Regions from separate parts of the Mus musculus genome. Here all the other regions are linked to region 1. The links are chromatin loops, found by intact Hi-C in ENCODE. Cell type or tissue: left cerebral cortex. All regions are shown on one strand.

Region 1 (8,000 bases):
AGCTTCACTTGGTCCCAGGCACGTACATGTTCTTGCCAGTCCCTGGGGTGGAGTGGGAAGCAGCCCCTCTCCGCCCAATGAGGTCTCATCTCCTCAGCCCAAAGTTGAACTGTTGGCTGAGTTGGCTGCGTTTGTTGATAGAGAGAGAAGCTGTTGTGGAAATATTCCCTAACCCGCCCAGGTTTTGGTAAACAGTCTGTTACTCAGGCAACTTGACAGCTTTGGTGGGAAGGGGAATAGGAGCTTGGTAAGAAAACTGGGTTTTGTGAGCTTTCTGTTCTTCTAGATATAACTTTACCGCCAGCCCTTTCTTACCTTGCTCCCTGGACTTGAACACTATTTCATAACTGGAAGACCCCTCTCCGGCCCTCCTCAGCTCCCTTAGGGTTAGTTTGTGCCCTGGGATTCAGTGCTGCCCCCAGTCTGGCGATCTTTGCCGTGTGCTCCTTCTCTGTCCGTTCTGTGGTCTGTGCCAGGGAACAGAGTGGCTCTCCAGCCTGACGGATGCTGTGTTGAATCTGGAATCAGACAGCTTGGGTTCAGATTTCAGCTTGGCCACTTAGCCATGTGACCTTGAGCAAGTGTTTCACTCTCTGTAGCTCACTTTTCCGTCTATACCGTTGGAGAGGGTGGGGGAGCATTTACTGCATAGGACTGCAGAAAGCATAAAGAACATTGATACACGTGAGGCCCTTTGCCACGGTGCCTGGTGAGGAGAGAGGCTCAGGCGGTGGGCATCAGTCATCGTGGCTACGATGCCGTTATCATTTGTTGGAGACAGGGGTCTCACTATGTAGCCCTGGCTGGCCTGCAACTCACTATGTAGGTCAGGCTGGCCTTGAACTCACAGAGGTCTGCCTGATTCAACCTCAGGTGCTGGGATTGCAGGGTGTGAACTATGACACCTGGCCTTAAAAATAATAGTATCTGTTATTACATTGAATTTATTTGTACTGTATGTATGTGTGCTTAAGCTCACTCAAGCACACATATGAAGGTCAGAGGACAACCTGCAGAAATGAGTTCACTTCTACCATGTGGATCCTGGAGGTGGGACTCAGGATGTTAGAGGTGGTGGCAGGTGCCTATACCCACTGAGCTACCTCACTGGCCTTATTTATTTATTTATGAGACAGGATTTTACTATATAGACCAGGGTGGCCTTGAACTCACAAAGATCCTCCTGCCTTTGTACCTTTGTGCAAGGAATAAAGGCACGCACCCACCCCACACACATACTTTAGTTTTCTGTTTTGATCCTGGGTTCTCCCAGTATCAGCCCATTTAGCATTCATCCTGTGCTTACAGGTATGAGCCACCACCCATGAGCTTAACACAGGAGCTGGTTGTGTTATGAATGTCTGCAGAGCTTCATCAAAGTTGGAAGAGGGACTGGACTCCTCAGGGCTCCTTTTATGGCTGCTAAGTGTCAGGGCAGGGATGAAGGATGGTGCCCAAGGGCTGGCTGAGGATCTAGGGCCAGATCTGCCCGTGGGGGAGGGATCTTAACTTCCTTTGGAGTCCTTTGCCCTGGTGCCTCACCCTCAGACACATGTGGCTACAGACTCGGTCACTTGTGTTGATGCAGGAGAAGGAAGAGTCAGGCAAGGTTCTCCTCACGAAGCAGCGCAGATCCACTTAGATAGAAGGAGGGGTTACAGAGGCGTTGTGCCATGCGCTAGTCCTGGGTATGGCCTAACCTCTCACCCTGCTAGCTCTCCAGACTGGAAACCATGTCTCCTCCTAGCAGAGAGTTTGGGCGTCTTTTTTTTTTTCTTCTTTAAATTTATTTTTCTTTATGTGTATGTGTGTGCACCTCTGTGTATACCATGTTTATGCAGGTGCTCACAGAGACCAGACGAAGATTTTGGATCCCTTGAACTGGAGTTTCAAGTGGTTGTGAGCCAGCTAATGGATGCTGGGGACTGAACTCTGGTCCTCTACAAGAGCAGCAAACTCACTTAACTGCCTAGCCATCTCTACAGGACACACCCCGCCCCCTTTACTCCCCACTCCCCCGCCCCTTTCTCCTTATCCCCTCCAGCACTTTCAAAAAAAAAATCCTCGTGAAAAAGAGATGACTAACAGAGGTAAGGGACCAACCCAGGTCACACAACAGGGCGTGGCAACAGTGTTTTTCCCTCGGGTTTCCCTCCTCCCGCCATGTCCAACCTGGCCTCTTGCTCTGGTTGCTGCGCCAGGGTTAGAGAATGGGCACAGGTGTAGCTGCCCTGCAGTTCTGGGGGCTCTGGGAATGAGGCAGGCTTTGTTGTCGTCCGAGCAGCTGTGACCGTTGGGGCTGAGTATCCATTAAGCCGTTTCCGAGCCCTGGGCGGGAGCAGGAGGCTCGGCATTTAAAGGTCACCCGGCTTTTGAAGCTACAGCGACATTAATAGCTTGTGAAGAAAACAAGCCTGTGCAGGGGCCGGAGGACAAGGCGGCTCTGTCAGCGCTGCCCCTCCTCCCCAGGGTGCTTGGCCACACACATGCCGGCTCGGGCGCGGGCGCGCGCGCGCGCGCGCGCGCGCACACACACACACACACACACACACACACACACACACACACACACACACACACACACACACACACACACACACACACACACACACACACACAGACCGTAGCTTCTACCTCTTGCTCATCCACCTCTCCCTCCTCCCTTTTCGAGCCTCTTCAGTTCTGATGCCTTAGAACTCGGCAGACTGCCCTGCACCCACCCCCACGGTGTCCGAGGTGACAATTGTATGAGGAGGCGGCTGCCGAGCCCAGCAGCTTCTCTGTTCACACCGCGTCACCCACTTAAGGTTTCCCTGGGACTTAGCCACATGACCTCATTCTGACCCCTCTGGCCCTGGTATCATGGAGTCTTGCTGAAGCAGTCAGCCTGGGCCCCCCTTCTCTTCCCAGATGGGTAGGGTACAGATGTCACCCTTCAGGTCTGATAGCTTGTCTCGAGGCTCTGCCGCAGCACTGGCTGCCCAGGATTCCCAGTCCGGGTAGGCACTGGAGGATAAAATGCCTTGGGTGGATTAATTCCATCTCCTGAGGAGAGAGCACAGAAAGTGGTGTCTTGACTGCAACCCCAACCCCCACCCCCACCCCTTTCTGAGATGCCTGTGCTATCCAGTGGCTCTTCTGTCCTCCCGTCAGTCCCAAGGGTGGGGGATGGGGCACAACAAGGTTCTGGGAGGGCAGCTGCGGTTAGCCCTTTCCCAGGAGCCGCTGTGGCCTGGGCCCTGGGACACCACCTAGTGGCCTGGTCTGTTGGTGTCACTGGGCTATGCATGGTTCTTAGGCAAGAAATGAGTCCCTTAAGACTATTGCAGGTGGACCAGATGTTCCAAACGCTCCTCATCCACTGACAGAGAGGAAGTCTGGGGTAGGTGGAGATGAGAGAGGGAGAGGGAGAGGGAGAGGGAGAGGGAGAGGGAGAGGGAGAGGGAGAGGGAGAGGGAGAGGGAGGGAGAGAGGGAGAGAGGGAGAGGGAGAGGGAGAGGGAGAGGGAGAGGGAGGGAGAGAGGGAGAGAGGGAGAGGGAGAGGGAGAGGGAGAGGGAGAGGGAGAGGGAGAGGGAGAGGGAGAGGGAGGGAGAGAGGGAGAGAGGGAGAGGGAGAGGGAGAGGGAGAGGGAGAGGGAGAGGGAGAGGGAGAGGGAGAGGGAGAGGGAGAGGGAGAGGGAGAGAGAGGGAGAGAGGGGGAGAGGGAGAGGGAGAGGGAGAGAGTAAGTGCTGGCCCACAGCTTCATACCTCCTTCTGGGGTCTCAAGTTCTAGGTTGACCCTGTTCTAGCTTGGGGAAAAATACAGTCAAATTGGCAGTGGGAGAGGCACTGTCTCCTGACCCCTGGGGCTGATTGTGTAGCCGTCAGAATTGTGTGCAGGGAGAGAAGGCCCTGATGACAGTCAGAGAGAGCTTGTGGGATCCAAACGGCTGCTGGGCTTTGGACACCCATAGTTGGTTACTGTGTTACCCCACCGGTTGCTTCTCTGCTCGTCCACTTAGTTAGCACAGGCTGACTGTACTGGGTGCTTTGTGGACACTGGGAGCTCCACACTGGATGTGGCAAATCTGCCCTAAAAAATGCTGATCTAGTGTAGAAGATGGTCACTGGCAAGTGCACTGTATATGATGTTTGTGACAGAGGATGACAAAGCAGGGCAAAGGTCAAGGAATGCCGGAAGACAGACTGAGCTGATAGAGCAGTCTCCCTGACAATGTGGCAGGGACCAGAAGGAGGAGAGACAAGGTGCTGAGAGAGCTTAAGGTCCCAAAGGAGAGTGTAGGTTTGTTGGTCAAGTGATCTGCACAGAGTGCTCAGGGTGGCTGGATGAACGGCAGCCACGTCAGTACGTGTCTACGTGTGTCTGCATGTCTCTGTGGGTGTACCTGTGGGCATACACCTGTACTTCTTTTGCTTGTGTCCCACTCGGGCTTTGAATTTGCTATGTAACTGCGGATGGCCTTGAAGCAAGTGTTCCTCCTGCCTCCGTTTCCTGATTGTTGGGATCACACGTGTGCATCACCACACCTGGCTTATGCAGTGTGCTGGACTCAACCCAGAGCCTCCTGCGTGACACACAGGCACCCTACTGACTGAGCTGCGTCCTTAGGCTCCATACAGACACATTTGAAGGCAGGAACACAAAGGATCTTATAGACCATGGTGAAGTTCTGGGATGTGGTCTAAGGACTAACAGCCAGGGACTTTGGAGGTAAGGAAAGACATGTGGCCACAACATGCAGTCCACAAGGAAACAGGGAGGTGGCAGAGGACAAGAAGCCACCAGATCCTGAGGGACAGTCTAAAAGGCAAGGAAGATGGGGATTGTTGTGGGTTGAATGGAGGGTGTAAGGGATATGTTCTTTTTGTTTTGTTTTGTTTTGTTTTTTTGAGACAGGGTTTCTCTGTGTAGCCCTGGCTGTCCTGGAACTCACTCTGTAGACCAGGCTGGCCTCGAACTCAGAAATCCTCCTGCCTCTGCCTCCCAAGTGCTGGGATTAAAGGCGTGCACCACCATGCCTGGCTAAGGGATACGTTCTTTTTTTTTTTTTTTTTAAAAGATTTATTTATTTATTATATGTAAGTACACTGTAGCTGTCCTCAGACACTCCAGAAGAGGGAGTCAGATCTCGTTACGGATGGTTGTGAGCCACCATGTGGTTGCTGGGATTTGAACTCAGGACCTTTGGAAGAGCAGTCGGGTGCTCTTACCCACTGAGCCATCTCTCCAGCCCAGGGATACGTTCTTAAAGATGGTCTCCAGGCTTTGACCTCAGCGGGCAGAGGTGGTGCATAGACAGGAGACACAGGCAGGGTTGGATCAACCTATTCTGTCAGAGCTACTGGTGGGCATCTGGGCAGAGAGCATAGTAGGTTGCATAGTTGTGGTGTAGAGGGAGTGTCTGGAGGAAAGGCAAGACCAGGAGCTAGCATGCAGCTGGCAGAAGATATTAAAACCACAGGATTTCCTCAGCGGGTATAGCATGAGGTACCAAGGCCTCAGAACAGCCCACCACAGCCTGTCCCAGCAGGGACTTCCTCCATCCTAGGAACCCAGATAAGTTCCATCGCAGCATTTCTCTCTCACACACACTGCTTCTGCCAGAGAGGAAGACGAGGTGCTGAGCCCTGAAATCACTTTCCCAATCCATGTGAGCCCTCCTAGGCTCACATGCGGGCCCAGCCCTCTGATCCTCAGGCTATCTTATCCCTGGTGCAGACCTGGCCATCAGCTTCACGAACAGGCCTTCCTAAGGCAGGAGGCTGGCTGTTTTGACCTTGGACAAGGCTGGCTGAGCCACACTGGGGCAGCCTGCCCACCTCCCTGGGCCAGGCTCCAAGTGACTCAGGCCTTGCCGCTTCTCACTTTCCAGTTGGAAGTTGGAAGCTGGAAGCGGGCGGCTCTGGGCCTGGCTCTCATGGCCCCCGGGGGAGGACAGGTATGAAGTTTCTGCTTCCAGGTCCCGAGGTCACCCACACCCACTCGCTCAGGGAGAGGTCTAACGGGCCCAGCAGGTTTGATTCACTTCCTCCAGCCCAGCTCATCAGGGATTACCTTCCTGTTTCTTGCCCACAGGAGCCGTGGGTTCAAAGAGACGACCTGCTCTCTCCAAGGTCATGTAGCCAGGTCTGGGGCAGTGCCAGCAGACCTTCCCCCCCCCCCCCCCCCCGTTCTGTCTGGGTCATGTTTCCTTTGATGGAATGTCCTAAACCCAGGCACACGTGGCTGCATTTCTCGGGCTCCTTGGCTCTCAGCCCTGCAAGCCTTACTTGGCATGTTAGCTCTCTCGGGAGGTAGGGATACCAATTCCGGTTTTTCTACGTACCCACTAACTGTGCAGTTTTGGACAAGTCACTCGACTTCACTGAACGATTCCTACCACTCATTACAAAGTGGAGACGGGCTGGAGAATTATAATAAAGATGAGGGGCGCTTCGGTGGTGACAGGGGAAAGTGTCCCGTGTAAGTTCATAAGCCCAGGTCATCTGCGCGCCTCCTTTCTTTCATGCTTTTTAAACCGTTTTTGTTTTGTTTTGTTTTGTTTTTGTAGCAGGGTTTGTTACAAAAGGCAGTGTGACTTGGTGATTTTTTTTTTCTAACGTTCCTCAGCCCTGGCCTCAGGCTGGCTTTAAGTTTAGCAAGGAATAGAAAGGACAATGCGAGCCCCTACCTGGTGCTAGTTACAGCAGTCTGGGTGTCTCTGAGGCGTGCCTGTTCACCAGATCCCGTTTCCCCGGCTTCCTGTTTCTGAACTACTTTCTCCAAACCCACAGAGCTGCCTTGGTGGAAAGAGCTAGGCTTTTCCATTGCCCATGCCATGTCCTTGAGCTCCTTTCTGCCTCTCCAACTGTGCTCATGTGGGGACACAGTTGCAGGGGCAGGTTTGGGTAGTCACAGGAACCAGGGTGTGTCCTGCTGCAGAGGCCTCAGGGCCTGGCTTGTGCCGGGAGATCCACGTATCCATCCACGTATCCATCCACGTATCCATCAGTGATCTGGAGGAAAGCCCTGGGTTGATAGCCAGAGGCTGGGAAAGAGCCCCTGTGGCCTCCCTCTTTCCCTTCCACGGGGCAGTGCAGCTGCACACTCCTACCCAAGCCTGCAGGCAGTCTGCCACAGGCTGAGGGCCGGTTTGTTTCTTCTACATGGAAACAGTGTAAGCCCCTAAGAGCAGGACCCTGGGGTAAACAGTCAGTTCCAGGATGCCTTGCCAGGGTGTCTCAACACTCAGAGACCCAGAACCCCAGGGACCTGTGAGAGGGGGTTCATGGAATAAATGTGAGCCCACTATTTTTCTTCTTTCTCTTCATGGAGTTGCCCTTGGCAGAGCGACAAGCCTGGTCGCTAATCTTTCTGTCTGAATTACACTCGGGGCAGGGAGATGGTAGTGTATTCTCAAGGGCCTTAATCAGAGCCTCTGAACCCATGTGTAATATCATCAGGGCTTGGCTTCTGGGGCCTGGTGGCCCAGAGGTTAGAGACTTGAATGTAGGCCTTCTCTCTTGACAGAAGCACTGAATTGCCTCAGACCTCCTACGGTAGGGGTGGGCAGGAGGGGAGAGGAGGCCATATGTATTTGGCAACTTTCTTGGACTCATTCTCACAACCCAATCCCTAGACTGATCATCCGCGGCCACCCTTGTGACATGACTCTGGCCTCCCTTGGCCGTGACTTGCTCCTCTGGGCAGGCAGGAAATAGAGGGAGTGGGATGGTAATTCCTGATTCACTTAGTTGACAAGCATGTCACGCGATGAGGTGGGTCTCTGTTGTGATGTGGGACGATGCCTACAATGTGCCATTAAGTAGATAAATGTAGTGGTACAGTAGTAGAAGTTATGGTTTAATTACATAGCAAAACAAACTTATGCGCATGGTAGCATGTGTAAGGATGTCATACCTACACATGGTGTGGGCACATGATCTCATTTAGGAGTTCTCTCAGGGCAGGAAGGGACTTCAGTGCCCACTAGCTATTCAGAACCTGTATGCTTGTAAT
Region 2 (8,000 bases), 65 kb before region 1:
CCTCCTGTCCTACCACAGGCCTTGTTAATGTCTTTGGTGGTGCTAGGAAGAAGGTCTCATGTTGGCGGGGATGATACAGTCACTTTCAAAGCCATGACTGCTTGCTCTTGTGCACTGTTAGTCCTAAAGGTGAAGAAGCATCCTGTCTTCCCTGGAGCCCAGCTGTTGGGCAACAGCTGTGCATCAGCCTCGTGCATAATAATAATAATATCACGCATAATGATAAATGCCCCAGTGGCCTGAGCTTAGCATGGACAGAGACTAGACAGAGGCACCCATCACCTCCCCTGTTGCAGTACGGGAGCAGAAAGCATCCACAGTTGGTTCTAGCACATGTAGGTGGGGTCGAGTAGGACAGGAAGGAGAATAGAAGAAAGGCACCCTGGGAAGACCTGACAAGAGGAAGGTTAATGTGGACGCTCAGCTTACCAGGTTCCAGTCAGCGATGGTGGTTTTGGACCATGAGATATCTACACCGGGGTTTCTCTTAGGATGCTCCCTGAGGAGACAAATGTACTAAGAGACGACTGAAGGGAAAGACCCACCCTCACTGCAGCCCAGATCAAAGAGAAGTCTGAGGGGAGAGGATGCATGCTAGCCTTTCTTCCTTTCTGAGTAGGTATCACTGCTGTGGAGCTCAGACATCGGCATCACAGGCCTGTCAATATGGCTTCACTCTCACCAGAGATCTTGGTGCATGTCCTCAGGACTACGGTGGCATCGCACTTCTGGGTCTGAGCAACTCCTGGGTTCTCGGTTTCTCCAGCATACAGACCACCATTTCTGGATTACCTAGTTCCTATCATGTGAATCAGCCTAATAAATCCCCTTTAACTTTTTTGATTATTTTTATCTTACTTTTATTTTTTTTTTTATGTTTTCAAGACAGTGTCTCTCTGGGTAGCCCTGGCGGTCCTAGAACTCACTCTGTAGACCAGAGTGGCCTCAACTCAGAGATCCACCTGCCTCTGCCTCCCACTTCTGGGTTTAAAGGTGTGAACCACCACCCTCTGCCAGTAAATCCTCTTCTATGATATGTTATGTAATATATAATAATACATATACATGTTTTGTTGGCCCCGTGCCTCCGTGCTCACCTTCTCACACTGTAGGCCACAGCCCCAGATTGGGTTGCATAACTGAATGCGAAGGTTACACAATTTTTGGAAATAGTAAAAGGTTTCTGAATGCAGTGACCCAAAATTAATTTGAAATCAAACACTCAATGAACCTGAGCCTTTTCTGGCAGCATTCACGCGTGTCGTATCCACGCTTCAACAGAGACTTTGTTCTGAACATACAACACACACATTTCACATCACCAATATCACCGCAGAAAACAAAAAAACAAAAACAAAATCCAGCTAATACACCCAGAATCACATTGGCTGGAATTCAAGAATATTTATTATACATTAAGAGTTGCATTCTGCCGGGCAGTGGTGGCGCACGCCTTTAATCCCAGTACTCGGAAGGCAGAGGCAGGCAGATTTCTGAGTTCGAGGCCAGCCTGGTCTACAGAGTGAGTTCCAGGACAGCCAGGGCTGTACAGAGAAACCCTGTCTCGGGGGAAAAAAAAAAAAAGAGTTGCATTCTTTATATGCAAAGTTTCCTGTTTTTTTTTTTTTTAAATAGAATCAAAGTAGTTTAATTATAGAAAACAAAGAGTTTTAATTTGTCACTCCCAAGAATGGATCAAATCACTGTTATTTGTTAGAGTGTTTGATTTTTTAAAAAAATTGCTGTTGGAGGTTGCTGACTTGACTTTCATAGACAGTATTAAATGAAACTAGGCATAGTGGCAGCGGCCTTTAATCCCAGCACTCATTGGGCATATGTGGGTGGATCCCTGGGAGTTTGAGATAGGTCTGGTCTACACAGTGAATTTCAGAACAGCCAGTGTTATGTAGTTGAGATCCTGTCTCAAGAAATATTAAGTGGATTTTTGCTTGGGATTAGAACAGATTCCAGAAATTTTTGAAATGGCCCTAAACATACCTTGCCAACTTGTACTCTGTGTTAAACATCACTGGATGCTCTTCCAGAGGACCTGGGTTTGATTCTCAGCATCCACATGATGGCTCACAACCATCTGTAACTCCAGTTCCAGGGGATCTGATGCCTTCTTTAGGCACACATGTGAATGCAGGCAAAACACCCAAATACATTAAATGAACTAGACCTTAATCAGCACAAGTAAGGGACCTGAGGCACAGAGAGTTAAGTGCCTGGCCCCAAAGTCATGTAGCAGGTTGAAGAAGTCCTAAAGTTTGGTGCCCACTGAAAACTATTAACCTCTGTGAACACATCCTAGGACCTAGTTTGTTGGAAGAGCAGGAAGGAATTGGGTGCTAGAGAAGGCTACTGAAGAAGCGTGGGGGTTGTTGGGGAAACCTTGTAGGATGGGCAATCTGTGGGGTGGGAGAAATTTCAAAGAAGCCTTAAAAGCACCTGGGGTTGTATCAGAGCCAAGAAGTGGGGTAAGCAGGAGGTTCATGGGTTTAGACAACCAGGTTCCTGCCAGGGCCTCCCACAGAGTGTAGCTCCTGGGATGACTGGGGAAGAAGGCCAGACCGCAGGAAAGAAAAGCTAGAATGAGGCTGGAACAAGTAAGAGATATGCGTCTCCATTTTAGAGGAAGTCTACTTCGGATGAGATGACATTACTAGGGCGATGGCTTGCGGGCAGGGCAGGATCAGGACAGGATTAGTTTAAAAGGGGGCATCTTGAAGTGTTGGTAGGCTTGAAGCAGAAAGGGGACGGTGGAAAGAAAGAACGGATTGGAGTTCTCTGAAGCAGGCAGGAAGTTTGGCTAGAGAGCAGGACGGGTCTCTCACCAGCTGTGGAGAGCAGAGCACAGGGGCTGGAGCCAGGCAGCAGCTGTGGGAAGAAGTAGGGGAAAGGGAAGGAAGGATGGCTACAGCTGGAGAGCAACAGAATACCCAGGAAGAGGGAGGGCAGGGACTGAGCTGGTTAGCCTCTGTGCCAAGAGGTGGCGTTTAGATGAGGGAGGAATGGTTTTGAGTTTGTTGTTAGCCTCCATGAGATCTCCAAGGGACCTGATGCTGGAGACCTGAGGCAGGCAGCAGATAAGAGGGGCTGGGTTGCAAGAGAACCTAACCTGAGCCTCTAGGTGCTCAGAGCAGCAGTAGGGGAGAGTGAAGTTGCTCTGGGTATGAGAAGCAGGGGTGGAGGTGGGGGTGGGGGTGTAGGGAGGCAGGACTGGGAAGCTGCTTCCGGAATCGACCCCAAAGGAGGACATTGAAAAGCTCACAGACAGGCTACTTCAAGGGTGACAATCACAGCGACTAGCTGGCTTTGCTAACGACTTGAATGAAAATACATTTCATAAGCATCCTAGAGGCACGCACAAACAGGAAAATCTCCAGATTGGTAGCCCCCACCCCAACCCCAAGTCCTGAAATGTCAAAGTGACTGGGACAGATTAGAGAAAGATTCTGCCAATAAGCAGAAAAGTGACAGGTGAAGTTAACACTACAGTATAAAGTGACAAACTCGATACCATCATCTAGGCTTTACTGGCCGAGAGGATAAATCCTGAGCGCTTGGTGACATCTCAGTCAGCAGCCACATCGGAGGACTTCAGAGTCAGAATTTTTCACGTGGGGTCCTGATAGTGTGAGGGTTCCCGGAAGCCGGGTGAAGGGGCATGGGCAGAGGGGCCGAAGGGAACAAGGGATTCTCAGAGGTGGGGTTTCTCCCAGGGTATCCTCAGATTCCACCTCGCTGAAGAAATTACCCTTGACAAGCAAAGGATGGAGACTCTGGGGCCTTGGTTTGTGATTTTCACCATCAGATGTCTCTTGGGTGAGCATGCCCAGACTTCTCAGCAAAGATTGTAAGTCTTCGGAAGAGGAGAGGGCTGTGTGCAGGGCTCCACACACAAATGGGCAGGCTCTTCCATCATTCCCTCTGTTCCCTTTTCTCATCTCCAAATTAGTGCACAAAACCAAACCACTTGGAAAATTAACCAGTTGATCGACCGTTTATTAAAACGTTTGTGGAATCCCTTATCGAGGCTCAGAAGCCTTTGAAGTAATGGCGAATGCTGGGTGGAGATAAGATGTTAGTGGGTGGTAACTTTGATTTTCCTAATCAACTTCACGATTTCCTCTGGCCTCAATATTACATTTTATTTCCTGAACTCTAACTCCGCAGAGCTGCCACTTTCCCACACTCCTGATGTCCCCAAGCCCAGAGAGGTTCGTGCATCTTCTACAGCCCTCACTAGTGGCTCCTCGTGTATGTCTGCAAACTCTCAGGTCAGCCTTGCATTTAGGTCCCCCTCTTTCCCAAATTTCCCACGTCTCAGGTCTCCTTGCTTTAACAACCCCTTAAGGTGCTTCCCAAGTCGGCAGAGCCCAAGCGCATCACACCGGGCCATAAAGGGAAGATCACAAGTCCTCAAGAGGAGCGGTCTGTGCAGGAATGCACAGAGGAGACTGTCCCAGTGTCCTCAGAGGCCCCTTGCCCCTTATCCCTCTCCCCTTGCCCCGTATCCTGCGCAACCGCATTGGCCTCGGGATCCCTATTCCTGCTTCCAGTCCTGGGGAGAGGGTCTGGGGGTGTCGCAGCCTGAGCCCCGCCGCGCGCGCAGCCCCGCTCCTCCCCGCGCGCCCCACTTGTGGCCCCGCCGGCAGCTTCGCAGGGACAGCTGCATTTCTCGCCGCCCGCCGCTAGGAAGCCGGCCTCGCCTCGCTTTCTCCGCCTCCCGGCGCCCAGCCGCGCCGCCGCGCCACCAAGCCGGGCTGCCGCTGCCGCCGCGGGACCGCGCCCCTCCCCCGCCGCCCGACCCCAGCGGCCCCGCGGGAGCGGACGCGCGTGCGGTGCTCGGTAAGACCCCGATTCGCTCTCGCCGCCCCTAGCGCGAGCTCGCGGGCGCCGCGCTCCACCCCGGCCCGGTGGCCCCACCTTCCCCGGGAGCATCGCCGAGGCGCGGCCGCGAGGGCCGGGCCGTCGCGAGTTTGAGTCCTCGCGCGGTGGCCAAGGCTGCCCGGGAGCCCGCGGCAGGTCCCCGGCCGCCCTCCCTCCGCCGCTGCCCGCCTCGTTCCTGGTCCTGGGCACAGGGAGCGTGCGGAGGATCCCGGGGCCGCGATCCGAGGGGTGGTCGCCGGCCAGCCGGCGCCGCGAGGAAGGGACGCGAGGCCTTGGGGAGCCTGCTCAACCCGGGTCTCTCTGCTCCCCGGTTCCCCGCTTTGTGTGGACACCCTCCCGGCTTCGCCCGGGCTTGGGGGCGCAGCCTGAATGGCGATGGCGAGGCGGGGGCCTGGGTTGGGAGCTGAACTCCTTTTAGGGGGAGGGGAGAATCGTTTCCTGCTCCCGCCGTGGTCACCGGTCGGTTCAGCCTTTTCTGGTCCCACCCGGTCCCCTGGGAGCTGCGTCTCTCCGCGACCCGGCTGGAGAAAGTTCAGAATGCGCTGTCCCCGCCCCTGCTCCCCCGCCCCTCGAACTCTGAGTGCCTGGGGCGCTGAGCTCCAGGGGGCCGGGGCTTGCCTTTATTCCTTCAGCGCTCTTGGGTTTCTCTCTGAATGGTTGGTGGCTTGCCACCCCAGCATGGGCTTGTCCATTTTCTTTCCTTAATAAAAAGTTTCAGCTTCAAGAAATTCATACTGCTATTAAATTCCTGGAGAGGGTGTTTTAAGGAAGAGAGATTTTTAGATTTCCTTTATTTGTTTGTTTATTTACTTATTGTAAGAATAGAGGGTGGGGGTGGATAATTGGGAAGATAGTGATGAGATACCCTAGAGGTGACGTCGGATAGAAGACCATGTGCCTTGGTCACCACCTGGTCCTCAGTAGCCTGAAACCCAGGAAATACACCTTGCAACACCCTGAGCCACCTGGCCCAGGAGAAGGGGTTCTGGAGTTGCTCTGGCCCTCCCAGCCCTAAGGTTCTTTACAGACCTATGGAGTTAACTATGTATGCTGTTTGAAGGCAGTGTGTGATACTAGGAGTCTCCTTATCTTATAGATGTCATCTCATTATGAAGTTTGGCTCCTGCTGGATCGAATGTGAAGTGGGACCTCCGTTTAAATGGAGGGATGGTACCTTTCTTTATGTAGCTTGGCTTGGGCCACCAGAGGTTCATCCAGAAGGTTGGATTGGAAATCACCCGTCCACACTCTCTTGCTGGATGGAGCAGGAGACAAGGAAACAGCTGGGTACAGTCTTGAAAAGCAGAGGCTCTGGGCAGTTAGGGTAGCTCAGGGTTGGTGAGAGATGGAGAAGGCCAAGTCTCAGAGTTAGACCAAGGGCCTCTTTGGGATCTGGTGAAAGCTATACCCTAACCACACTGCCCCAACATGCACAGGTGCTGGAGCATTCCTGTGCACTGCCAGGGGGCATAATATGTCCCCTTGGTGCTAGGGTTCTAATTAAGACCCCTATATTAAGAGTTTTCCGTCTAATTCAGGCCTTTTGGAGCAGATTCCAACTTTGTGGCTAGTTAGTAGATAATCCCAGGGGGCCCAAAGTAGAAATGCTGTGAGGTTCTTTCTCATGCCACTTTGAACTTGTGGCCATGGAGACCTGGAAGCTCTGGCCCAGCTCCCAGCTCCCTCCAGTTAGCTAGAGGGCAGGGGCAATTGAGGTGGCCATTCTCCCAGGACTAAGTTTGCTGTCTGTTTGGTGGGGAGGCCCTAGGTACCGTGTTAGGGCCACAGGGCTATTGAATGAAGGGGAAACAAAAGGATAAGTGTGGGTGAGTATAGGAGACGTTTTCAGGAGCCCCTGTTTGTCTTAGGGACACGAGGGGCCTCGTGGAGAGCATTCGTAAGTATGGAAGAAGAGTCTTCTTGGGGAGCCTTGGAGCAGATTTTCCCAAGAAAACAGTCAGGGTAATTTGCAGTTCTTTTCATTTCTTGAGACTTCAGAACACAAATGGAGGACAGACAAGCCACTGAGGCTCATTGCCTGTACAGTTCCAGAGACGGTGGTTCTGCTATTCTTACCCATAATGCTCTGGATGCTGGGCTGTTGGGATGCTGTGCAGGTGTCTGCTTGAGATCTGGAGGAGCCCAGGATCTTCCATGTCAGACTTCTCTGCCTCAGTACTCAGAAGTCTTCCTTAGGCTCACGCCACCTCTGATGGACCAGAGGCCCCCCCCCCTTTTTTTTTTTTTTTGGTTTTTCAAGACAGGGTTTCTCTGTGTAGCCCTGGCTGTCCTGGAACTCACTTTGTAGACCAGGCTGGACTCGAACTCAGAAATCCACCTGCCTCTGCCTCCCAAGTGCTGGGATTAAAGGCATGTGCCACCACCACCCGGATTTTGAATGTCCTTTTAATGAGGCCACTAATATTGTCTTTAAAGCCAGTCACAAACAGTAAATGCAGAAACCAGGCTTGGAAGTAGACCTCCCGTCTCATAAAACGCAACAATGGCGGTCTTGGTTTGAGTGTGGTAAGAAGTTCTGACTCCAGGGATCTAACCTGCAGCCTGCTGCAACCCGTGCCATCCAGCGCATGGGGAGTTCTCTTTAGCCAGTGAGTGTGTGTGTGGCTTGGTGTGCAGAACCATCCATTGTTTCCTTCAGAGTTCCCTAAAGTCACCCTGCTGTTACTAAGCAACAGAGCTGAGAATTTCTCAGAGCCTTGGGCTCACCTCTGACCAGGCAAGGTGAGCAGGAGCAGGAGGTGTCTGGGGTTTGCTGGCTCCTGCCATTATGACAAGTAACAGTTAGGTCTGAGGACCCAAAATGACGGTGGTCTAGCGGTCCCTGATATGGGAGTTGGAAGATGTCTTGGTGGCAAGCAAGGCTCTTGTGGCAGGGTCCACCTTGCCTTGTGTCTGGGATTTACCTTCCTGCTGAAACTCTCTCTGGCTGCCACATATTGGTGGGTAGACTCGAGATGTGAGTTGCCTTGGCTGCTCTGCTGTTTGTTGAATCCTCTCTGCTTCCAACCACCCATGTAATAAAGCAGCTAAAGTTCTCATCTTCAAAAGAGGTCACGAGGCCGGGATGCAGCCCAGTTGGTAGA
Region 3 (8,000 bases), 75 kb before region 1:
ATGGGGGAAGGCCTAGGAATGGCACTGCGGAGACCCGGGAGGGCAGCGGTCACATGTGGAGGAAACCTTCATTTCCTGGCATGTGCTCTGCTCGTCGGGCCTTGTCATCTCTGTTGTGCTGGCAGTCATGGTCCTTATGGTCAGATAACCCAGGCTTCCTCTACAGTGGCCAAGGAGCAGTCCTCAAAGTGGGCAGGTGTGGGTCCTTCCCCCAGGCTACAGCGTGGTCATGAGATCCTGAAAGTATTAGTTCTTACAGAAAGAAAAAAAAAAGGATATATACTAGAAATGGTTGTTTTATCAATTCATTGTAAACAGGAGTGAGACTTCATTGTATGACTTCAGTTAAAATGCTATTTTGTATGCATACTTTATTCACTTAAGAAGCTTGTCTGCAATAATAAAGCCACGTTGTGTCTTCTTTGGGGAGGGAGAGAGTTGAGGCAGGATGGGTGAGGGTAGGGCAGAGGGGGCACAGATAGGCCGTGTGGTGAAATCCTCCCGTGGCCCGGACCTGAAACTGAGTTGTGATGCTGATGCTGAGCTGATTCGCCCGTGTGTCGAATGCACCAACGGCCACCGTTCTACAGAAAGGCAGAGTATGGTTTCCCTCCTGGTTGTAACCTGGTGGAGAGCTTTCCCTTATCAGATTGGCAGCTAAACAGTTGTATTAGATAATCTTCAAATCTGACATCCAGCCTGTTATGCTTGCTCTAGGGCTCGCTGCTTGGCCTGCATCTCCCTTCTCCTGTGTATTCATTTCCCTCCTAAGGTGTGCTCCTAAATGAAGGTTTCTATGTACGCGGATGATGATTTACCTGTCAATACCAGCACTGTATTACTAACATGCAAAATACTGCAGATTTATTTTGACAAATTAAAGTTAACCAGTCACAACTGTTATGATGGACTGTTAATGCCGCAGAAGCTTCCTCCGTTCACTGTGATGGGAGAAAATGATTGAAGTATTCCTTCCCAGGTGTGGGCCTCCTGCCCACATACACACTTCCTGGTACTGAGCTGGGAAGGGAGGGGTGCTTGGTCCCATGGTGCCAGAAAAGGGCGGGTGGAAGGGAACCAGACTGCAGAAGGGTAATTACCCCTGCCACCCAGCTCCACTAAGGTAACAGTAAACCAGGCAAGGGTAGACATTAATTGTCATGTAAAGCCTGGGGGCGGGGTGGGGGGTGGGGGGCTGGTTAAGGCAGATGGGACAAGTCCCCACAAGACAGTATCACCAAATAGCAAATCAAGATTCAGACACTTCACTTAATGGAAAAGTTTTGGGTGCCTCCAGATTTGCTGTGATAGTTGTTTTAGTCTCCTTATTGATTCTGAGTACAGCTAGAGGGATCACGTGCCTTGTGATAGTCTTGTCTTGGGAATGAGGGGACTTTCATTTCACTGAGTTGTTCTAGCCCCATGTGTCTGTTTCTGCTCTCCTAGGGCCTCATAATTTGGTTCTCTGGAGAGAGCTGAGGTGAGGATAGAGAGGGTAGAGGCTTGCACGTCCTTGTCCTCAAGGGCCAATGGACAGAAGGTGTGATCAATCCTTGGACTGACCCAGCCTCCTGTCCATTTCTTCTCTACAGTGTTTTATAGCTTCAAAGAATATCATTCACACCTATATGGATCTGTAAATCTCACCACCACCTCTGGCCTGGCCCTGGCGGGTGCTGAATTTGTGAAGCTAAAGTCCCTTGGGGCTGAATGCTGGCTGAATTTGAGGAGTAGAGTCCAGTTTCTCTTAGTAAGCACCTCTGAGGACCTAAGGTGGGTCCAGAGGACCCAAGTTTGATTCCCAGCACCTGCATATAGAAGCTCACAACTGCCTTTGACTCCAACTCTAGGGCATCCAACACCCCTGGCCTTTGGGGACATCCATACTCAAGAGCACATACTCACACACAGACAAACACATGTGCATATAATTTAAAATAATTAAAATGTAAACATTAAAAAAGAATGGGGCCGCTCACAGTAGGTGGATCTTTCTACCTCACCATAATCGGGATAGTCCCCTCCCAGGCATGCATAGAGGCCTGGCTCCCAGATGATTCTGGATCCTGCCAAGTTAACAAATAACTTTAAGTTACAAACCTAGTTCAGTTTTGATCTAAGTGAATATAAAATGCTTAGCACAAGGCCTGCTACAGAGTATGGGACTAGAAACTCAAAGATTTTATTTTATGTATATGGATGTTTTGCCTGCATGTGTGTCTGTACATACGTGTGCCTAGTGCCCTGGGTGTCTCACCACTGACCTTTTGCAACTGGAGTTACAGTTGGTAGGCTCCACATGGGTTCTGGGAATGGAACCCCGAGTTCAATGGAGAAACAGAACTCTTAGCTGCTGAGCCATCTCACCAGCACCTAGAACCTCAAATTCAATGCATCCTATCTTTACCTAGTCCTCTTGCTTGGCTTTTGTTTGGGCAGTGCTGGGCATCGAGGCACATACGTAGTGATAAAGTGCTCTGCTCTGAGTTACGCCGCCAGCCTCTTATTTCCTGCCTCCTTTGTGAGGATATCAATCGGGTCGGGACTGGCAGTTCACCCTCATCTCAGGAATGAGAAAATTGGAGGGAAGACACCTTGGGAAAGCTACCAGTTGGACATTAGCTTGAGAAGTGGCCTGAGGGGTTCATGCTAGAATCCTGGAAGAACCAAGAGGCCAGGAGACAGGCTATGTGCTTGTCTGAGTATGGTGCATCTTGGGGGAGGCATTCTTTTCTCCCTCCACTGGAGGTACTGGGGTACAAGTCTCTTGAGCAATACCACCCTGCGGAACAGCAGCCTCCCTTTTCCTTTCCCAAGAGGAAAGGGAGTGGCCCCCACCTTTCCAGGTAGATGAAGGAGAGCGGCCATGCATCTTTTTAGACCAGTTCTCAACCTGTGGATCGGGACCCCTTTGACAATCCAATCTCCAAAAATATTTACATTACGATTTATAACAATAGCAAGATTGCAGTTATGAAGTAGCAACGAAATTAATTTTATGGTTGGGGGTCACCACAACATGAAGAACTGTATAAAAGGGTTGCAGCATTAGGAAGCCCTTCTAGGATGTCCTGGGTACAGTGCAATAGGCAAATGCGGCGTTGCCATGGCTGCAGCAGTCCGGGTTTAGCGTTCTCTGCCTGCACCTTTCGTTTAATCCACTTTGCTGGCCTTTCTGCGGCTTCCAGGCCTCTTTCTCCCTAGAAGTGAACGCCAGGGCGTTGGGGGAGGGGCAACAGGCCAACAAACAACTCTTTCGGAGCATCAGCCCCGCCCTGCCTAGAACATCTCTGAGCTGGGATTGGCTGAGGTATACTGAGCCCTGATTGGTTGGTTTTATCCTCTTGCTCATTCACAGATTGCGGGCAACTGCAACTGCGTCTACAGAAGCTTGTAAGTGGAAAGCTACTTCGCTTCTACACTTGGCAAGATGGTTTGTAATCATTCCACGTAGACAGGCAAAATTCAATTCCATGGTTCCCCAAATCCGGCGCTAGCTCCTCTAAGACTGGCTGGCTGAGTCGCTTTCTGTATCTTATATCCAAATCCTTTGAGAGCAAGCTAGGGAACCAGCCTGTGCGAGGAGTGGAGGAACGCATTTTGTAATTCAGCCAAGACCATGACTTGCCATGGAAGGTCGACTGCTAGGCTACCCTTACACCCCCTTTGCCAGCGACATCTATACTTACCACTCCTTCCTTTAATCATACTGTTCCGTATGCTAGAAATGCTTTTCCTGCCCATCTATCTATTTTTAGAATGCGGCTAAATGCTTTTGCTCCTTTGAAACTCACTCCTTACACCAGACCCCAGAGACAAAGATGATGCAGAGTTTATGCAGGGAAAACTCAAAGCAAAGCAAAACAAAACAAAGAAGTAAAACAGGGGTGATGTGTTTTCAAATTTACAGTAAACACCTGTATGCCTTTTACCCAGCATTGCAGAATTCATATTCTTCCTTATGCTAAAGCACCATGGACCTTTTTTATTTTATTTTATTTTGTTTATTTATTTATCTATTTATTGCTACATTTTATGCAGAGCTGGCCTGGCCTGGCTTAGAGCTTGCTATGTAAACTTCCTTGGCCTTGAGTGGCAGATATCCCCCTGTTCCTCCTGCCTTCTGGGCGCTGGGATTAAAATCCTGAACCAGCACAGAGGGCTCTTCTAATTTTTATTTGTTAGTTTGTTGTTGCTATTTTCCTGGACTTTCCAGGTTTTATACATCAAAGCTGTGACCTGTTAAAGACATCTCTATATGTTTCCAAACACTTTTATACCACAGCCTAGGCGTTAATGTCACATATTTATACGATACTTTCATTTAATCAGCCACTTGTGTTCCAACTTTTTTCTATTATGGTTAATTTCATTGTCACCATGACCAGACACATTGTTGATGAGGCACACCGTTGGGTTCTATGAGGAAGTTTTCAGAGGATGACTCTGAATAGGGATGGCATCATCCTTTAACCTGGAGACCTCAACTGATTAAAGGGCGGGAGGAGGAAGCCAGATGAGTCCTATCATTGCTTTCTTCTCTGCTTGTTGGTCTGTAGACAAGCAGCCATGATGGACTGTGATCCGTTGAACTGTGAGCCAAAAGAAAACCTTCCCTGAAGTTGCTTTTTTGCAGGTATTTGATCATAACAAAGATATAATTAATTAATATATCTTCTTTCCTCTAGCACATTACACATTATATAGCTGATATTTTAAAAAGATACAGATTCCAGACCCTCATGGGGCTGGAGTGACAGCTCGGTGCTTAAGAACACTGCTTGATTTTCTGGAGGACCTGAGTTCAATTCCCAGAACCCACACGGCAGCTCATGACCACCTGTAACTTCAGTTCTAGGGGATCCAATGCACTCTTCTGATGTCAGCAGGCAACAGGCATGCACACGGTGCATGGATACGCATGCAGACCCAACACCAATACACAGAAAAATATACAGACTCCTGCCTTGTTTTGTTTTTACTTGATTGACAGTTTCTTATTTTGTGTTTGCTTGGCATTGTCTCACGACATTCTTCACTGTTGCCTGGGATACTGCAAGGGCAATGTCCCCCAGGGTATCACATCTGAAAGCACAAAATGTCCCTCCAACCCACAGAGATGATATTAATTCTGACAGAGTACCTACGTAGTTTCCTCTCTCTCCCTCCTTCCTCCCCTCTCTCCCTACAACTAATATACCATGGCGGGTGGGGTCCATTAGGACTATTGGAAACTCCTACTCTTCATCTGGGCTTCCCTCTGAATGCACATGAAGTGGCTTAATTCCGTCTTTCCCATAGTGGGCAAGGTGCCTCTGCACAGGAAAGAAAGGAAGAGACAGACCGTGGTACACATGCTTGCAATCCCAACACTTGGGAGGAGGAAGCAATTAGATGAAAACACTAATCCAGGATGCACGCTCAAATGAATCAGTGCTCCCCTCCTCCGCTTCCTCCTCTTCCTCCTCTCAGTCTCAGATCTTCCAGGCTGACTCCAGACCTTCCCCAGAGGACCAGCTGCAGGAACTGACACTTTCCCAGCCAACAGACTTGAACTGTGCCGCGGGCAAGAGGAGCAAGCCCTGCAAGCTAAATGTAGAGGTTGCTGAGGGGCTGGTCCCCAGGACCCAAATCTCCTTGTGGTCCTCTTGTCCCAAAAGGCTTAGTACTAACTCAGGAAGAGGAGGGTCTCTCTCTCTTCTCTCTTCTCTCTCTCTCTCTCTCTTTCTTACCCTTCTCTCTCCTTTCTCTCCTCCCCTCCTTTCTCTCCTCCACCTCCATAGTCCTGCTCTCCAGCCCTAACCAATCTAACTGGCCTCCAACTGTGAGCCATTATACCTGACTTGTTTGTCTCATGAAGAGCTACCTGCTGAATGAGCACTCCCTCAGACACTCACTGCTTTGGAACTATGTTGGGCAACTTAAGTGAGGCTCTTCCACAAAAGAAGAAGACATTTGCTGAGTGGTGGTGGCACACGCCTTTAATCCCAGCTCTCGGGAGGCAGGGGCAGGTGGATTTCTGAGTTCGAGACCAGCCTGGTCTACAGAGTGAGTTCCAGGACAGCCAGGGCTACACAGAGAAACCCTGTCTTGAAAAAGCAAAACAAAACTGAAAAAGACATTTTTTCCATTTCTACTAGTGCTTGAGGACCAATGAGCTCCAGGAAGCAAGAATGGGAGGCGCCTGCTTCCCTTAAGGAAGGAAGGAAGGAAGGAAGGAGCTTTCCTCCAGGATGTCATAGTCTCTGTGGCACCTGTTCCAAGTCTCAGTAAAAACTGTTCATCCACCCAACCTACTGTCACTCTATTTTATCTCCTCTTTCTCTGTCTCTCTGTTTCTGTCTCTTTCTCCCTCCATCCTTCTCTCCTTCCCTCCCTCCCTCCTTCCCCATGTTCTCATGTACCTCAGGCTGGCCTCAAATTCTCTAACTAGCCAAGGATCATCTTGTATTCTTTCTCAGAACAAAATAAGAATGGCAAAAGGCAGAACAGGCTTCCGTCGTTGAATATGAAACCAGCGAGCCATGAACTATACAGTCTGACTACCCATGACTTTGCCGAAAAGCAGCAACTGATTTAACCTCTCTGTGGCCAGCTTCCTTGTCTGTGAGACAGGGAGGATGGTGGTAGCTGCTGCAGGGTAGCTGGGCAGTGAGTCACTATGTGATGGCCAGTTCAGAAGCACTGTGTGCTTGCTATTAATGTCATCAGCAGAAGTGCAGTGAGGTGCTGGGCTCTGGGCTCCGGATGAGTCTGTATCTTTCTCTAGGACCTCAGAAGACTTATTTCATTTCCCTGTATCTCAGTTCCCTCATCTGTAATGTCTGACAAGCTTTTCCCTGAAGATTAATTAACATATGCCAAAGTGCTTAAAACAGAGCCAGACACACTGTAAATGTTCAAGAAACATCAGGACTGGACCATCAAGATGGCTTAAAGTTTACTTCTGACTTCCACATACACACTGTGACCACATCCATGCAGGTGTTCAATCATACTAACACACATGCATGCACACATTAGAATGATGAATGTAATTTTAAAAGCTTTTTCAAAAGGAAAATGAAAGGTTATTCTCCACTATTCCTATTTCCCAGTTATTGAGATGGTAACTATCTAGCCTCTTTGCCATTTATAGATTACAAAAACAGAGCCAGGGCTGGAAAGATGGCTCAGTGGTTAAGAGTGCTGGCTGAAGCCAGGCAGTGGTGGCACACACCTTTAGTCCCAGCACTTGGGAGGCAGAGGCAGGCAGATTTCTGAGTTTGAGGCCAGCCTGGTCTACAAAATGAGTTCCAGGACAGCCAGGCCTACCCTGTCTTGAAAAAACAAAAACAAAAACAAAACAAAACAAAACAAAACAAAACAAAACAAAACAAAACAAAACAAAACAGAAGAGTGCTGGCTGTTCTTTCAAAGGACCTGGGTTCAAGTCCTAGCACCCATATGGAAGCTCACAACTGTCTCCAATTCTACGGTGGAAGGCCTGATGCCTTTTCTTTATATAGACATACATGAAGGCAAAATGCCAATGCATATGAAATAAAAATAAATCATTTAAAAATATTTGATGAGAGAATGAATGATAGAACACGAGGCTAAGCCACCCAGTGAGGAGGCGGTAGAGAAGAGACTCACCTGTATCTTGGCCTGACCAACATTTCATGTTTATCATGCTCTGGGAAACTACGGGGAGTTCAGGAGGTACAAACCAGTCAGACCCCCCCCCCCCGTCTTAGGGGACCAGCGAGCTCTTCTCTTGAGTCTGTGAATTGTTTGTAGCACATGCTTGCCTCCAAGTTTGTGTAGCTACCTGGTACGGGGCCTCATTGCCTTAGCTCTTGATGTCTTCAGGAAAGTCAGAGTGAAAATTCCTGTCAATTTTAAATTCTTTTTTTAAAAGCCCTGGGTGCTCCATCCACACGGACTATACATTTGGTCCTTTGTTCCACGTTCTAGACCATTCCCCGTTGTCACATCTTCCTAAGGCTTCTCTCGGT

Evidence for each region. Peaks named below come from ENCODE experiments on the same cell type or tissue, not always from the same donor. Only the 100,000 strongest peaks of a DNase experiment are listed, where the experiment ranks them.
Region 2: it touches region 1 in a loop (5-fold over the local background); 13 of 42 quality-filtered maps call a loop at or near these places.
Region 3: a loop joins it to region 1, with 2.0 times the contacts of the local background. A loop is called at or near these places in 13 of 42 quality-filtered maps.

Annotation. Positions count from the first base shown.
Region 1 is chr11:88,159,040-88,167,039 of GRCm38, forward strand. All of the region lies in intron 1 of Cuedc1 (CUE domain containing 1), which reads left to right. Among named protein-coding and RNA genes, the nearest start is that of Mrps23, 41 kb to the right of the region's middle. In left cerebral cortex, a CTCF peak has its summit at 3,251 (motif pointing left); DNase peaks (open chromatin) are centred at 603, 2,360, 2,757, 3,199 and 1 more place; H3K4me3 peaks cover 1,143 bases; H3K27ac peaks cover 3,618 bases.
Region 2 is chr11:88,094,490-88,102,489 of GRCm38, forward strand. Cuedc1 (CUE domain containing 1) reads left to right here and starts at 4,657. Exons shown (of 11, transcript NM_198013.3): 1 at 4,657-4,854. It overlaps 2210416O15Rik (RIKEN cDNA 2210416O15 gene), which reads left to right and starts at 3,569. Exons shown (of 4, transcript NR_045499.1): 1 at 3,569-3,639; 2 at 3,726-3,828; 3 at 4,180-4,263; 4 at 4,373-5,618. In left cerebral cortex, a CTCF peak has its summit at 4,680; DNase peaks (open chromatin) are centred at 2,932, 4,278, 4,722 and 5,375; H3K4me3 peaks cover 1,798 bases; H3K27ac peaks cover 2,101 bases.
Region 3 is chr11:88,083,827-88,091,826 of GRCm38, forward strand. Vezf1 (vascular endothelial zinc finger 1) reads left to right here. Exons shown (of 6, transcript NM_016686.4): 6 at 1-903. Among named protein-coding and RNA genes, the nearest start is that of 2210416O15Rik, 10 kb to the right of the region's middle. In left cerebral cortex, no CTCF peak of the experiment used is centred here; a DNase peak (open chromatin) is centred at 3,298; H3K4me3 peaks cover 948 bases; H3K27ac peaks cover 704 bases.